3 separate regions of the Homo sapiens genome follow, and regions 2 and 3 are each linked to region 1. Evidence: chromatin contacts called from ENCODE Hi-C or POLR2A ChIA-PET data. All regions are on one chromosome and are shown on one strand. Each heading gives the region's core, a stretch centred on a gene start or an enhancer-like site at or near the end of the contact. The rest is flanking DNA. Distances are from core to core; before and after follow the strand shown. Region 1 holds the start of NLGN1 (neuroligin 1). Region 2 holds the start of MECOM (MDS1 and EVI1 complex locus). Region 3 holds the start of SEC62 (SEC62 preprotein translocation factor).

Region 1 (5,153 bases), core at 745-3,244:
CCATCACCAGCACCAAGTCTGCCACCGCCGGACCCGCGCCCCCGAAGCCCACCCCCACCAAGATCGCGCCTCCGACCGGCGGGAGGGGCGCGCAGGGGAGGGGACGCTGTGCAATAAACCGGGCGGGGAGAGGGAGGCAGCGGAGGGAGTCCTGGCTCTGAGGGGGGCAGGATTGGGTCTGGAGGATGGTCTGGCTTGATTCAGACTCCTGCACCCGACAACGCCACGGAGTGAGGGGAGAGGGAGAGAGAGAAGGTGGCAGTGTGTGTGCGCGCGTGTACGTGTGTGTGTGCGTGTCTACAGGTAGCAGTGGCGGCGGCGGCGGCGGCGGCGGGGACCGGAGCAGGGGACGCATCTGCAGCCACCTCCCCGCCTATGATTTTCGGAGGCGATTGCTCACTTAGCTGAGGATCTGTAGCCCCGGGAGATCTTCTCATCCTCTCCATTTCCAAGCTTCATAGGTGTCTTCCAGTTTCAAGTGTGTGTTTTGGGTATTTTATTTTTAATTTTTTTCCTTCTCCCTCTAAATCTTCTCGGAAATTCTGCATATTGAAGCAGGTGGCTCCTGGTACGAAATCTCTGGATACATTTGGCTTGCCAAGTTTTGCTCTTCGCTGTCCCCTCCCGTTTACAGAAGCATCTGTGGTGCTTTTCATTTTGGATTTACATGCAGGAAACGTATATATGTTTATATACCGACCGCATAATATATAAATACATATACGCGTGCCCAAGGGCCTGGTTTTCGTCTCTCCTCCCCACGAAACGGAATGTTTTGGAGCCGATGGATAACAAGAACACTATTAACATTCTTTTGAGCCTGTTTTTTAAAAGGGGGAGGGAGCGTGAAGAATTGTTTAACATTTGGCCATCGTTTGGCTGCACACTAAGCACCACGAAGTATTTATGGTTGCAGATCAGGTGCAAACGGGGCTTAGAGAGAAAGGTAAGGGAGCTTCCTGCGTCCGCCGAGCTCCGGCGTTTACCTTAATCCCGGGGATTGCCGAGAACTTCCTATTCCCTGCCTCTCCTTCGCCTTCCCCACCTTCCACCCACCCTTCTCTGCTCTCTCTCTTCTGTAAACTCAACCCTTTTCCAATCCCATTGGGGTGGGGGTGGGGGGTGCTGGAGGTATAATCGTCTATTTGAGTTTAAATGCGTCTCTCTTTCCCAGGCTAGTAGCTGAGTTTTCCAATAGCCTTTCTGGCGGTTTTAGGAAATCGTGTCCTTTATAAAAAATAATGCTACCTAAATAAGTGTTTTAAACATCTGAAGATGCCAGTCCCTCACCCTATCCTCTGATGAAAATAAAAGCAATAAAAAATAATGAACTTTAATAAACTGGGTGGTTTTTTTTAAGCGTTGGGGTTCATGGAAGCTCCCAAACGCTTTTTTTCATTTAAAAAGAAAGATAACCAGCAAACAAACCAATCTCAGGAGGAGTCCACAGTGGAGGAGATTCGCCTTCCGTTTCTGCATAAAACCAATACATTTTACTTGGAGGGTAATTTGCCAGAGTTGAGCGAGACGAAGCCGTGTCTAAATAAGTACATGACACTAAATTTCCTTTTAAATCCACCTTTTACACCATGGCCAGTCGCTTGTTTAACTCCCGTTCAAGGGACACGGTTTTCAAACGTGACCTTTTGGGGAGATGTGGGAACTTCCCCTCATTTCTTCTTCTGTGCCGCTAACCTCTTTCCTCCTCCGCGCGGCATCTCCAGCCCCGGCAGTTTGTAAATTGCCCGTTTTGCCCACCCTCCTGGTGGGCGTTCTCTCCCCCACTCCACTCCTGCCCCCTCTGTCCTTTCTTCATTGGCGTCTTCGGAGCAGATGCATCTTCTTTCTTCTTGGCCTCACTCTCCCGTTCCCCCGTCAGTCCCCCCACCCGCGGCTCCCCACTTGCCCCAGCTCTCCTCGCCGCTCCTCCCCGCCTCCCCGCGGAGGGTTGACCCTTCAATTCGGAGTCCCGGCCTGTGGGCGGGCGGGGGAGCGCCGCGGCTGTAAGCCGAGGATCAGGCGGCGGCGCGGAGAGCGCGCCCGGGCGGCCAGCGCCGAGCGCGCGGAGCTGGCGTGGGGAGACACGGCAGGAAAGGCGAGTCGGAGTGGGTGATGAGAGGCCGGGAGAGCCCGTCCGAGCCGGAGAGACCGGAGAGAAGGGAGCGAGCGACTGTGCGGCGCTCACGCTGCCAGAGCCCGGGCGGAGTGCAGTCGCCTCCAAAGCCTTAGAGCGGCGCCCCAGTCACTGCAGCTCTTCACCCTAGAGCTGTGCCCTGGGACCACAGAGACCAAGAGCATGGAAATCGGCTGAGAGGTACAAAAGAAATAAGGAACAGATTACGAGAAAGCGGGGAGGGTTTCCTGGCGAAATACGGAGGCTGAGCAGATGGAGGAACAATGCCGCCTCCAGAAGAAAACCCTTGCCTGAACCCTCGGCGGAGCGCAGAGGAGCTGCTTTCAGCCTTCTGCTCTCCCCAGGCCCTCCGGCTAGTTCTGGGGTTGGTTCCGCCGGTTAGTTTGACAGGGATAAGAAAGTTGCTCTTCTTCCCCACAACGTTTCCTGAGAGGTGGTTTTCAGATCTGTGTGTTTCCAGTCAAGATGTCACTCCCTAGATCCCCCGCGTTGAGCAACTAATATATTATGCATTATTGGGCAATAAACTCTCCTGGGAAGAGAAGGTATTCCAAACATTTAAACCGTTCTCCACCGACTCCTGCCCGCCTCAACACAATGCCTTGTGAGTAGAAATGAAAAACCACCTGAATTTAAAATTATTTAGGTTGAGATTTTGCATTGGGAATAATTTCTTCCAGAGGAGGTTGTTAGTGTGTTATAGAGATGAGGGATATTACATGTCCAATATTTGATTCATTTGTGATAATTCTAAATCATGAACAGTTGGCCTCCACAAAGGTACTATTTCTTTTTGCATTTCCAGGGCCATAGTGATACATATAACACTTGGGAAACGTGAATTCGTATAGTTAACCCAGTATCTGTTACTCTGCATTTTTACAGGTAGTTAATATACTCATTTTCCCTCTTTTTATACTCAAACTCCGGTAGACTATTTTTGCTTAAGTCAATTGAGTTGTCATGCTGTACATGAAAATTACAGGGTCTTAATGCATTTCTCACCATTAATTGTGCTCAATTATTAATAGGATCATAGATATTAAAATGTCACTGAGAAAGGGTATGTGTACCTATGTTTGAGTGTAAAACCTATAAAATGTCTCAGCATTTCTATCAGCCATTGTAACCTAGCAGAACACAAGGTTTTTGAAATGAGCTCAGAAGCAAGGGCCATTCATATATTTAAAATATTAAATGTTAAATGCAAAAACATTAAATTTACTGTGCCTTTGGCAGAGAATGAATCTAAGTCTACTTGCACTGCAGAGTGATTGAGTGATTCACAGAGAAAGTGGAAGTTAATCATTACTCAGGCCTTCTGATTACATGGTTTGATTAAAAGAAGTAACTGTTTTCTGTAAGCCTGCTATTCTGCAGTTAGTCTTCCCAATCCTCTTAACATAAGCAGAAATTGAGGGAGTCAATCTTTCAGCAGATTCTACTAGAGTTCCAGTAGTGTGGAGTAAGAAAAGCTTCTTTAGTTCCCGTCCTTCCCATTGTCTCCCTTCTTCCACCCCCAAAGTACTTGCTGTCAATCTTTTCTTTATTCCCTCAGTATAGTTTTATTTTGTGAAATTTTCCACTTACATTTAGTAATAACATATTTTCAAATGTAAATGTTTGAATGGCTTTGAAGTTGAAGGTGAAATATACACTTAAAGAAGGTAGGCTGAGAACTCCATTGGTTTCATTTGCAGGGTGTTGGAAGGCCTGATGACCCTATGCATTCCTGGATGACTTTCTTGGATCACTCTCCAAAGTCTCTTCCAACTCTGAAATTCTTATATTTTATTCTGCTTTTACTATTTTCACATGGTTATCCAGTGCCAAGATCTACATATCCCTTCAAATTACATTAAACTAGCTGTTTCTGGTTTTCTTTATAGGATAATTAAGTAGCTAGAACTATAAAATACAGTTATAAATCTGAGATCTGAGTTTTTTATAAAATTTTTCACATACATTTTAATGCTATTGACAACTTTTTGTGAGACAATATTAATACAGATATAGCTTTGAGTGACGTATCTCTCTGGGTTTTCATGTATTGAAACAGTTTTTAACATAGTAATGGTTTATCTTGATAATTCTTTATTATTTTTACACAAAGGAGTTATTTCACAAATTACCTAACAAATACTAATTTGTAGTTTTTGTAAGCAAAACACAGTTAAAAGTAACAGTAGTATTAGAAACTGCAGCTGTGTAACATATACCTTTGCCACATTTTAAAGGCTTAGTTTTTGAAGTGAAGTTTGCAGTCGGTTTCCATCTTACTGGATTGTCAATAGGAAGATATGATTTTTCAGTTATGTTTTAATTATCTGTAAATGAAATCACCAAAGTCCAGTCTTCTAGACTTAATATTATTATTATTATTTCTGAAATATAGGTATGATCTTATTAACATTGGCCAGTGGCTCCTTATAGATTATTACATGCCAAAGTCCACAACCCTAATGCCACTCAATGCTTTTCACAATTCATTCTTAAACCTCCTTATGTAGATTAAAACACTGTCCTCCTGGCCCCCCTTCTGAATTCACTCTTTAGTCCATTCACAAGACTCTTAATTACTATTTTCCCCAACACTACATACCATTTTAGGATTTTGTGGTTTGCTTATGCTAATCTTTCTTCATTGATCCATTCCCTGCCCCTCTACCCCACCCCACCAAATATACACCAATGATAGGACAGAAAAACATTTTAGTTCCTTGGGTGGTCTTTCCTTCATCATGATGCTTCCTTCCTGTACCCTTACTCTGAGCTCCCACAACACAGTATTTATACTGGGAGTAGCCCACCTTTCACACTTCTAATGGTTGGCTTTCTCACTGCACAGTGAATTGCCAGAGATCAAAAGACATGCCTGATTTATCATGTCATTCGGAAATGATAGCTTACCTTTATGTCTGAACATAGAGTCTACCATAAATGAATAGTAAATGTATTATTTATAAATATATTTGGCTATGAAGTAACAGAAAACTTGGCTAACCGTGGATTAAGCAAA
Region 2 (5,153 bases), core at 1,454-3,953, 3.7 Mb before region 1:
TGGGTCTCCCACCAGTTGAATGACAAGTATCATCAGATCGGAAACGAGGCTCAGTTTCTGGATGCTGAGTGGACTGTGCGTGCGGGAATATTTTAAGACGGCATCGTATGTCTTGCTTGGCAATTAAAATAGTTGAAAAAGTTGCTCAAGAAAATTCGAAGGGTTTTGTGTTCTGCTTTCACTTCAGAAGTTATCGGGCAGTGAGTTGCGGCGCGAAGCCTTAAGCTTTCACTTCACAACTTAGGCATGGTTGAAAAGGGCTACCCACCCCCACCCACCATCCCACTCCCGCCAACTCCCCCCCCCACACACACACTCTCTCTCTCTCCCAACCTTTAGTCCAAATCGAAGCCCGCAAACCTCAAGTATATGTACATTTATTTCCCTTCAGATGAAAATAAAGACATCGGCCTCATTTAAAAGCAAACAGGGAAAACAGTTCCACCGGCGCCCTTTGACACTGTAGCAGCGAGTGTAAAGAACAACACCCAAAAGAGAAACAGATGGACTGATGACCCAAAGAGCCCTATATTTAGGTTGATTTCTCAGACCCAGGGGAAAGGAAATGTATCGGGGAGTGTACGAGTGCTTGGGTGAGGACTGCACAAAGCACTGGAAAGGCGCCTGGGATGACAGCATCTCGCGGGGCTACACCGCCGACTCCAATGCCCGCGAAGCCGAGCCTGCTGAGGTGCCGCCGACTTCCCGGGCTGCTGCAGGGACGCAGTGAGCAAGGAGGCGTGGATACGATACCTACCGTATTTGGTTCTAATGTGCGAGGGTCGCGCGGGGGGAGACTGGGATTTCACTGGGGAGAAGCATCCCACCCATCTCCGATCTCTCATTTCTGCGTTCCGTAAACAACACAATTAGAGAGTTTTGTTTTCGGCGAGTGCGAGTGTGGGAGAGAGAACCGCGGCCTGTCCACTCCCGAGGCAGCTCCAGCCCCGCCTATTGACACCTCAAGGAAGAGCGCTCCCAGCCGCTCCGGGGCTCAGTGTCCCTGAGTCCCCTTCAACTCGAAGTAGAAGCATTTGGACAAACGCAGTCCTGTCGTCTACAGTCCTGGCGGAGCATCACACCGTGTGGGAAAGTGTGGGCCCCGCCGGCAAAGCCAGGCGAGTCATCCAACACTTTTGCTGTAAGAGTGGGGGATGGGACTCCCACCGCCCCCTCCCCAAACCCCTTAGCCCACATCCCGCCAGACCAAGGCCGCTCCGCGCCGGGCAGGCAGGGGGCGCCGGGGAGGGTTATTGACCCTGGACCCAGGCTGCACCCAGACGAAGCGCCGGAGGCTGCGCTGCGCCCTCTCCGCGGCCCAACGCTCTGGCAGCCCGCCCCCTGGGGTTTGCTCGGCGCCCAGCAAGCCCGAGGTGCGCGGGTCGCAGCGCGCCCTCTCTGCCTCCTGCTCCTAGGCTGCCGCCGCTGGCTGTGTGCCCTCCACTCCCGGCTCTCCGAGCGCTCGCTGGGCCTCTTCTCTCCCCACGTCCGAGCGCTCGCTGGGCCTCTTTCCTCCCCACCTGCGCGTGGCTGTGCGGAGCCGGTAGCTCTGCTCTGCCCGTGCCCCCGCCCCCACCCCGCGATCACAGCCCCCACCTTGGTGTCCCCTACTCCCCGCCGCAGTCCTCCCGCCGCGCAGCGCCGCGCCGGAGAGCATGGCCGAGCGCACAGCGCCCACTACCGCAGCCGCGGCTCGGCGCAGTCCACCCGCCCGCCCGCGCAACTTCCAGCGGCCGCCTCGCAACTTTTCCCAAGTCCACCACAGCCGCCCGCCGCCGCCGCCACTGTGGCTCCCTCTGAGCCGCCTACCCTACCCAAACCCCAGAAACAAACCGAGGCTCGAAAAGGCTCCCTTCTCCTGCCGGCCCCCCATCCCCCGCGCCCCCCTCCTCCCACACCCGGGACTAGCTGGTTGGCCAGAGGCAACTCTCCCCCGCCTGGGGGGAAGGGGAGGGGAGGGGGAGACTTTCTCCTCTTCTCTTCCCCCCCACCCCACCCCTTCGCGCTCACTCTCGCGCTCTCTCCTCCCTCCCACCCCTAGTCTTTGCTGCCCCCACCCCCACCCCCACCCCGGGGTTGCCACAGCTGGTCGGTGCGCGGGACTGAGGGCTGCCCAGGCTCCTCCGGCGCCCAACCCGGGAGCGAGAGCGCGGGCGACCGGGAGCAGAGACTGGAACCGGCAGGTTGCTGGGGCTGCGCTCCGCCTGCCCTCCACCCGGGGCCCCGGCGCAAGAGGCAGCCCGCGCTCCCTCCCGGAGCGCTAGAGACAGATATGCAAGATGGCAGAGGAGGGGGAAAAGCCAATAGAAAAGGGATATTGCACCTACTTGTGGCCAGTTTCCTTGCCCTGCCTTTGGATCTCATGCTGTGCCCAGTCCTGCAGCCGCTGGTGTGTGGTTGGGGCTTTTTTTTCTTGGATCCTTTCCTTCTTTTGCTCTCCCTCTCGCTCCCTCCCTCTCTCTCCTGTCTCTCTCTCTCTCTCTCTCTCTCTCTCTCTCTCTCTCTCTCTCTCTCTCTCTCTCCCTCCCTCCTGTTTCTCTCCTGTTTCTCTCTCTCTTCCACACACTCACTCTCTGTATTTTCTTCTTTCACTCTCTCTCCCTCCCTCTCTCCCTTTCTCTCAATCCACACTCGCTATCTCTCCAGCATTGTCAGTTTGGACACCTTCGCACATGCGCGCTAGACGCCCCTCCAACATCTCAGCGCCGCCAAAAAAAGTTTGGAGCGATTTATCACTTTGATTTGGAGATCTTGTCAGATGGCAATCGCCGAGGAGGCGGAGAAAGGGAGCCGCGGGGAGGGCGGCGGGGGGCGGGGAGCGAACGCAGGGAGCCAGAGGGGAGCAGACACCTCGCCCAAAAAAAGGGGAGGGGGGAATTGAAAAGGCTTGGGCAGAGGATTGATTCCATGTTAGAATCGCCAACAAGCTTGTATCATGATTATTGTTATTGTTTTTCCCACCATAAATTGCAGACATTTTTCTATACCATCTACGAGGGAAGCAAGAAGCCAGGGGGGAAAAAAACTTTAAAAACATTTTTTAAAAACCCTTCTCCTGTTAAAGAACTAGAAGGGCTGGACCCTCGGCTAATAATCCAGGAGAAAGTGAGAATCATCCTGAACTTGAGAAATCTACTGCTGCCGCTGCTACTGCTACTGAAGCTATTGCAGCTTCCGCTTTCAGGGTTGTAAGCAGAATAAATAACTGGTTTTTTCCTCGATTTTAGCTGTAATACCAATGCTTGCTGCCATCCTTGGGACATTTCAGTATTCTTTCCCTACCAAGTAGTAATGATCACCCTTGATTCCCGGGTCCGGGCCGGCGCTGGCATTTGACATCCAAAGACCTCCTGCTTTCTCAGAGGTCGGCTGTCACCTTCCGGCCTCCCCCACTGCTGCCCCGGTCGCCTCCCGATGCAGCTCTGCTTGCCTGCCATTTTCACTCACTCGCTTAAACCTACAACCTCGGGGTCAAAAGAAAGAGGAGTAGGGAGGAAAATCACACACTCTTAAAAAAATACATTGTTGAAATTTCCTTTAATTACAGGATTTACCAATGAAGTGCCACTCAGAAATGGGAATTCCTAAAGGGGCTAGCTGTGTACAAGGTATGAATCAATCCCAACTAGGTATAGATTTTCTTTTGGTACAACCTTCTTGCATTAAACAGTTTTGTTCAATACCTTCCATGTGCTATTTATGTCCCCATTAATATCTGTTGCAAATCCTGCCAGACACCATAAAAGAAAATTACAATCTTTTCAGTCTCCGTGCTGCAACAATACATCCTTGATGTTCAAGTTAAAGGAAAAGAAAAGCAGGTCCTGGGCATGAGTTTGGCAAAGGCTGTGGAGGGAAAGGGGAATCATTGAGAATGCCCAGTCGTACCTGTTGGTATTTATTATCAAATCTAGGACTGCAGACATGAGAGAGCAAATAACAAGGTTCAACCCCAAAGGGTATCAATGGCCTGCAAATCTCTTTATTCAAGAGAATCAAAGTTCAAAGAATTTGTCCTTGTTAAGGATGCCTACCATTTTCCTTTATCCAGAGCTGTGTAATTCTGGGGGCATTTGGCTGTAAGATAGAGGTCCCTGGAGAACCAAGCTACAGGTCTCAAGGGAGACAGATGTATAAGGTTGAAATGTGAGGAAGGGAAGTAGGAAGGTAAAGGAGGGAATTACTCACAACAGGAGTAAAACAACTTCCAAAAGAGAAGGCTCTAGTGCCCACACGCGTGGGCACAAGAGAACTCTATTATCCACTCTGAATTAAAGAGGCACCTGGGTTTTTTTCCAGACCTAGAATTCCCGCTGTCCTGTGCATAAAGGTGAGTGTGCTAACACATTTGGTGTGTGCAAAAGCACCAGCCATTCCAACATTCTGTTAGGTTCACACAGGTCTTTGACTCTGAAACTTCCCCCAAAATGTGACTCCACCAGCTTCCCTCAGTTTAGATGGAGAGGTGCCTACCCTCTGACCAGCAAATGTCCTCCGAGGAAACGGAGAAATGGGTCTTGAGAGGCTTTGGAAGGGGGGACAAAATCTCTAGGGAGAGACAAACACTAGGCTGACTGGCAAGAAGTTCATAAGGCTGCTTCTGATCGGTGTAAGAGACTCTCTAGGGACCATCCCCTAGGCCAGGGGACAGACCAGCAGCACCTGAAGATCCCAGCTGTCAAAATCTAGGTCTTGTCCCTCCAATCCTCACCTTCCCTGCCAGGCACCCCAGGGGTGGCTGAGCACCTTGCCTTGGTGCCCAACCGCCAAGGTAGCTTAAAAAAAAAAAAGAAAGAGAAGAAAAGAAAAAAGAAAAGAACCGCCATCCTCCCCTCCACTCCTCCGGCTAATCCCTTTCACCTCATCCCCAGGGGGTCTGTCTATGTCTAGGTTCCCTTGGAGACGGGAGGTTAAGAGGGGTGCAAGAAATGTTCCTAGGAAAGGAGGGGACCAAGGTACCAAACTCTGAGATTAAATGCAAGACCCACATGTGAAGCTGAGCTTGCTGTTGCTGCTGAGAAATTATAAACCACGTGGAGGGTTGGGGAGGTAGGGGGTGGGTTCTGTGAGGGGAACTGGGTGGGAGGTGGAAGACTGAAGTGAATCGGAGTCTCCGAACCTCCAAATTTAAAGGTCCCCGTCTTTTAAACTTT
Region 3 (5,153 bases), core at 944-3,443, 3.4 Mb before region 1:
GAGACAAGAGGAAGGTGAACATATAAAAACGGTGGCCAGGAACATGTGAGAATTGGGTAAAAGGAGAGAAGTCAACGAGAAATCAGAAAGAAGTTGATATACATGCCAAAGAAGGAAAAGAAGTCAAGAAGAACAGTCAATATTGTCAAATACTGAGTAAGATGCCAGCTGAGAGAAGGTATTGGGTTTGACAAAATAATTGTTACTGGATGGTGGAGGTAGAAACCAAATTGTTGTAATCTAAGGAGTGAATGACAGAACAAGAGGACACTAAATTAAAGCTCTGCTGATGAAGAAAATAGTAAGGCAGTAACTTGAGGATGAGTCATTGTCTATAAAGGATTTTTATTCCCCACCATAGTCCTAACCTAACATTTGACATCTATCTAGTAGGCACTCAATACCTACTGAATGCAATAATATTTTCATTTATAGACCAGGTCTCCTATAAAATAGTCCAGTGTTTATGTCCACATAAAACAGCACAAAACAGATTCATCATTCTGGGTGGGTAGAGGGATTGAAGGAAATAAAGACATTTCATATTCTATATTATGTTTTGGGTTAATTGGCAAGAATAATTACTTCTTTCTCACCCCATCCCTGACTATACACACACCCAAATTATAGATTATAGAGGAGAAAGGAATTAAATGACTCCTGAGACCAGAACTGCATAGTCCAAAAAAAAAAAAAAAATTCAGCAATCTTACTTTATTAAAAAATTAGGCATCAAGATGCTGCAATTTGCCTTACTTACATATTTAATTGCTCTTAGGTTAGATATATAATATGGGAAACCTGGAAAAAAATTTTAATGGTATAATAAACGCTTACAACCTAACATTAAGTGAAAAAAGCAGCTGCCTTATTGCATATGATCTCAATTTGGGAAACAGGAAAAAATATAAATACAAACACACATGCACACACACACACAAAGTCAGAATACTATAAGAAAATAAACTGAACGGTCACAGTGGCTCACGCCTGTAGTTCCAGTTACTCAGGAGACAGAGACAGGTGGATCGTTTTGAGCCCAGGAGTTCAAGACCCGCCCGGGCAACATAAGGAAACTCCATCTCCACACAAAAAAAGTAAAAATTAGCCAGGTGTGGTGGCTCATGCCTGTAGTTCCAGCTACTCAGGAGGCTGAGGAGGGAGATCAGTTGAGACGAGGAGTTCGGTGATGCAGTGAGCCGAGACTGCGCCACTGCACTCCAGCTTGGGCAATATAGAGCGAAACTCAGCATCAAAAAAAAAAGAACATCTTTCTATTCTGAATTTTCCCAATTTTCTACAATTAAAAACGCTTTAAAGATCTCTATAAAGTCAGTCAAGGGAATTTCTATCTAAGCACTTACCAGCAATTTGAGCTCCTTCTCTTTTGGTCTAGGTGGCTCTAAAATAACAATAAAGGCTACAGTGATTGAAATTCACCAGACTTGAAATAGACTGCAGCCTTCTTCCTTCCCACCTTCTTAGAATCTTTGTCCTATTCATCTTCCTTACGCTTCCCCGGGTTCTCTTACTTCTGGATTCTAACAGTGAGTTGTGAGAAGCAACGCGGAAAACGGAATGGAGACTCCAGCTTGTTTTAAACGAGCTGTATTACCCCGCACAGTGCAGGAGAAAAGATAATTGGCTCAGGTCTCGGCTCTGCCATCTACCACCTGTGGAGCCTTAGATAAGTCAGTTCTTATCTCTGTCACTCAACGGTCTCGGTCTTGTCATCTTTTACATGGAATGTCATGAAATATACAGTACATTGCAGGAACTGCCTCAGGTAAAGACTTCTAGGGTTCAGTAGGTCTCAGTCGATCCCTCTGAGAAAGGCCGCACCCTAAATGCACAGACTCTGACTCTAAGGGGATGGGGTCGGGGAATCTGCATTTTAGTAGCTTCTCAGGTGATTCAGATGCTCAGTCAGGATTGAGAAACCAGGACTCTTCCCAGCCCTCCTGTTCTCTGATCCACTTCTCTGCTTCCTCCACGTCCTAACGATTCTCCAGTTCCCGCACAGCAGGAGCGGAGGGAAGAGGGGAGAGAAGGCACCGCTAAGGACCGCTGGCCCCGCCAGGCGGCCGACCTCCCCATTCCAGGGGCGCCAGCCGGCGGATTACATAACGGGCCTCGGGGCGCGTTCTCGCGAGGTTTCCACCGCCCCCTCCTCGCTCCACGTCAGAGGGAACCGGGCGGAGCGGCCAACATGGCGGAACGCAGGAGACACAAGAAGCGGATCCAGGTAGCAAAGCCGAGCTCTGGGCAGGGGGCTTCGGCGCGCTGGATAGTGGAAGGGGCGGGGAAAGCCCCCTAAAAGGGCGAGCGAAAGCAAGGGCGAGGTGGGGTGGGGTGGGGTGGGGTTCCGCCGCGAGGCAGCTGGCTGCAGGCTGCGCGTTGTGAGGGGCCTGAGGGGGGGCGGTGTTGGCGACGGCGGAGACAGAGACGGAGGTGGTGGTGGAGCAGCAGGGGAAGGAAGGAGGCGCCGCGCTCAGAATCCGGCTGCGGAGGCGCGGCTGTGGGCCTGGAGTTCCTGTGGTCGCGCTGTCCCGGGCCTGAGCTGGAAGGTCAGCCTCCCCTGGGGCGCAGACGCTGACCCTTCCCGGGGCTCCTCCCCTCCCTTCACCCCATCCTCTGGCCTTAGCTGGCCTGAAATTAAGGCCACGGTAATAGGGGTAGCAGGAGGCGGCGGACTGACCTAAAGCAGCTGGTTCTTTGTGCGCATAGACCGTAAGGGGGAATGATCTGGACTTGGTCAGCTGCCTCGGGGCCTAGGCAGGGATCTGCTCATCCAGATGTTCAGTTGCGTTGCCCTTCTTTCCCTTCAATATTATTAACTTAATAGTCCACTTGAAGCTTGCCGGCTTTTTTCCGGGCGACGTGGTGTAAACAACCACAACCTCGTTGGTGCTGCAACGAGCTGGTGGAGCCCAGAAACCTTTCACATGCCAGTGTGTCATCCTCGTAGTAACGTACATAACATCTCCCCCTAATTCCACATGCGTGTCATTTGTGCATTTCTTCCTTGCGATTTTCCCTGGTTCTTGTTCTTTGCCAAGAGGATTAATTATGTAGAACATCTTGGACTCAGGATATTTATTAGTCGTCTCATCAGCTGATGTGCTGAGAAACCTTCATAAGCCCTCAAATTGATCACATGTAGTAAATTGTTACTATAATCATAAATTGTTACATTCATCATTGCCTTTCTGTTCCTTACTATTTCATTGCTTAGAATGATTTTTTCTTTCTTCCATTTTATCCCTTCTTTTTTTTTTTAAGTTTATCGATTTATTGGCGTACAATACAGATGTTTTGAGCTATGCAAGTTAAAATTCTTCTGTAAACTTTTTAAGTGCTGTGAAAAAGACACACATGATCAGTAAATTTGGAATTTTGGAATTTGGCAGAAATAAAGTAGTTCCGAACAGGGTGCAGAAGGGAATTAGAAAGAGGCAGATTTCGAGTTCAGACAGATAAGACTAGGTCTTAAGATCAGTAGAAGTTTCTAATTATACTGTTCTTAATCTTTCAAGAGTTAGTGTTATTCCTCTGACGTGGGTATACAGTATTTTATTAGATTGTATATTGAAATTGTCTGTCAGATTTGTACTTACAGAACTCCTTAGATTTACACTTGACAGTACAATTTTATGCCCTTCAATACACATTGTTTTACAATTCCAGTTGCTCTTTAATATTGTTGTAAGGGCTATATAATTCACCTTTTGAATAGCTGCTCTTATTTAGTTGTGATCTTATATTAAACAGAGGCTGTGGAGTAATGTGACAGTGGCAGAGAGCTAAAACTTGAGCCAAACTGCCTGTTTGTACCCCACCTCCACCAATTATTGGCTGAGTAACTTTGAGCAAGTTAATTTTTACCTCCCTGTCTGCATCGGTAAGAAAACATATTTACCTCAAAAAAAAAAAAAGCAAGAAAAAAGAAAAACTTTAAGATTGCTGTGAAAATAATAGGTGAGTCAACTTATTTATTAAAAGTTATTAAAAGTGTTTGGCACGCAGCCCCTCCCTTCTATTCTACTCCTTACCCAGGATGAAGGATTTAGATTGGATTGTTATTTTATTTTTTGTTAACTACTCTTTGATATGCTGAAGAAAGATTAACAACCCTCTATTCAGTAAACTATTAGGTTGGGAGTTATGTAGAGTATAGCTGTTTACTTTCTATTATTTGAGGATTGATTATTAAAATCTACTGGGCATACTGCAAAATTAAGTGACATTTATTTTTCTGTCCTTGAAATTTTCTACATGGCTGTATAAAATGTTTGTGAGAGATCTTAGAGTACTACTTTCATGCAGCCTAACACACTTATGAAAATATACTAGCCTAGAAAGTACCTCAGTTTTATCATTCCAGATAATCAGAAACTATAATACATCACTTGTGATAAAAAGATCAAATGTAATGAAAAGTTCAGAGTTTAACTTACAAAAAAGATCCTGTTGTAGAATTTTTAGGCAAAAGGTCTGTAATACCAACTGAGTTTCTGTCATTTGTTGCTTGATGTTTTATGTTTAGAAAGATGGTTAATAGATTCAGTGATCTTTAATTATACTTTGCACATTGGGGAGAAATGTTTGATACAAACAAATAAGTTCAGGGTTAAAAAAAAAAGTAGCTAATTTGCTTTTTCTTTGTAATTCAGTATAATTTCAGATTCTCGTGTCCCATCGAAGTTTCTAGCAAGAGGACTGTTGTCACATTTCCTTCTTGGACTCATTACTGGTCACTGAAAACCAGAAGTGAGCTACATGTACTCATACAGTAACTACATATAGATTAACAATGTGCTGCTGCATAGTAGAAGTTGATTTACAATCCTGGTATCAAGAAATTTTAGAGTTTAAAAGGATCTAGTAGGGTTTGTTTGGAAGCCTTTTTCATAAATTCAGTCTTAACATGAAAGCAGAGTGGTGATCCTACAGCTGACTGATCTCACCCAACACCCTCGTTTTTCAGATAAACTGAGGTCCAGTGAGGTTTTGTGACTTAATCCAGGATCGTCAATCAAGATAGTAAAACCAGATTTAGACCAGGTCTTCTGATTCCCAACTGAATACTCTTTCTGTCTCACAATAGATAAAAAATAAGTTGCTTTGAAATACTTTAATCCTGACTTCTTTAT

The links. Hi-C counts contacts between places; a loop is a spot of excess contacts on that map. ChIA-PET counts read pairs that join two places held with the same protein, here RNA polymerase II (POLR2A). Pooled maps may share reads with other maps.
Region 2: a map of naive thymus-derived CD4-positive, alpha-beta T cell shows a loop between it and region 1 (14-fold over the local background). The contact joins the promoter of MECOM here to the promoter of NLGN1 in region 1. A Hi-C loop is called at or near these places in 1 of 168 maps with a recorded cell type or tissue (naive thymus-derived CD4-positive, alpha-beta T cell), 2 of 37 single-sample maps with no recorded cell type and 8 of 50 pooled maps.
Region 3: a loop to region 1 is called in a map of ascending aorta, with 7 times the contacts of the local background. The contact joins the promoter of SEC62 here to the promoter of NLGN1 in region 1. A Hi-C loop is called at or near these places in 1 of 168 maps with a recorded cell type or tissue (ascending aorta) and 2 of 50 pooled maps. POLR2A ChIA-PET finds 5 or more read pairs at or near these places in 1 of 52 experiments (activated CD8-positive, alpha-beta T cell).

What each region holds. Positions count from the first base shown.
Region 1 is chr3:173,395,750-173,400,902 of GRCh38, forward strand. It overlaps NLGN1 (neuroligin 1), which reads left to right and starts at 1,995. Exons shown (of 7, transcript NM_001365925.2): 1 at 1,995-2,314. RefSeq lists a silencer at 1-38 and an enhancer at 264-763.
Region 2 is chr3:169,661,009-169,666,161 of GRCh38, forward strand. It overlaps MECOM (MDS1 and EVI1 complex locus), which reads right to left and starts at 2,704. Exons shown (of 17, transcript NM_004991.4): 1 at 2,328-2,704. The coding sequence starts at 2,364. LOC124906301 (a long non-coding RNA gene) reads left to right here. Exons shown (of 2, transcript XR_007096153.1): 2 at 1-154. RefSeq lists an enhancer at 1-506 and a silencer at 1,596-1,695.
Region 3 is chr3:169,964,614-169,969,766 of GRCh38, forward strand. SEC62 (SEC62 preprotein translocation factor) reads left to right here and starts at 2,194. Exons shown (of 8, transcript NM_003262.4): 1 at 2,194-2,245. The coding sequence starts at 2,210. It also overlaps the pseudogene FHL1P1. RefSeq lists enhancers at 1,873-2,312, 3,869-4,401.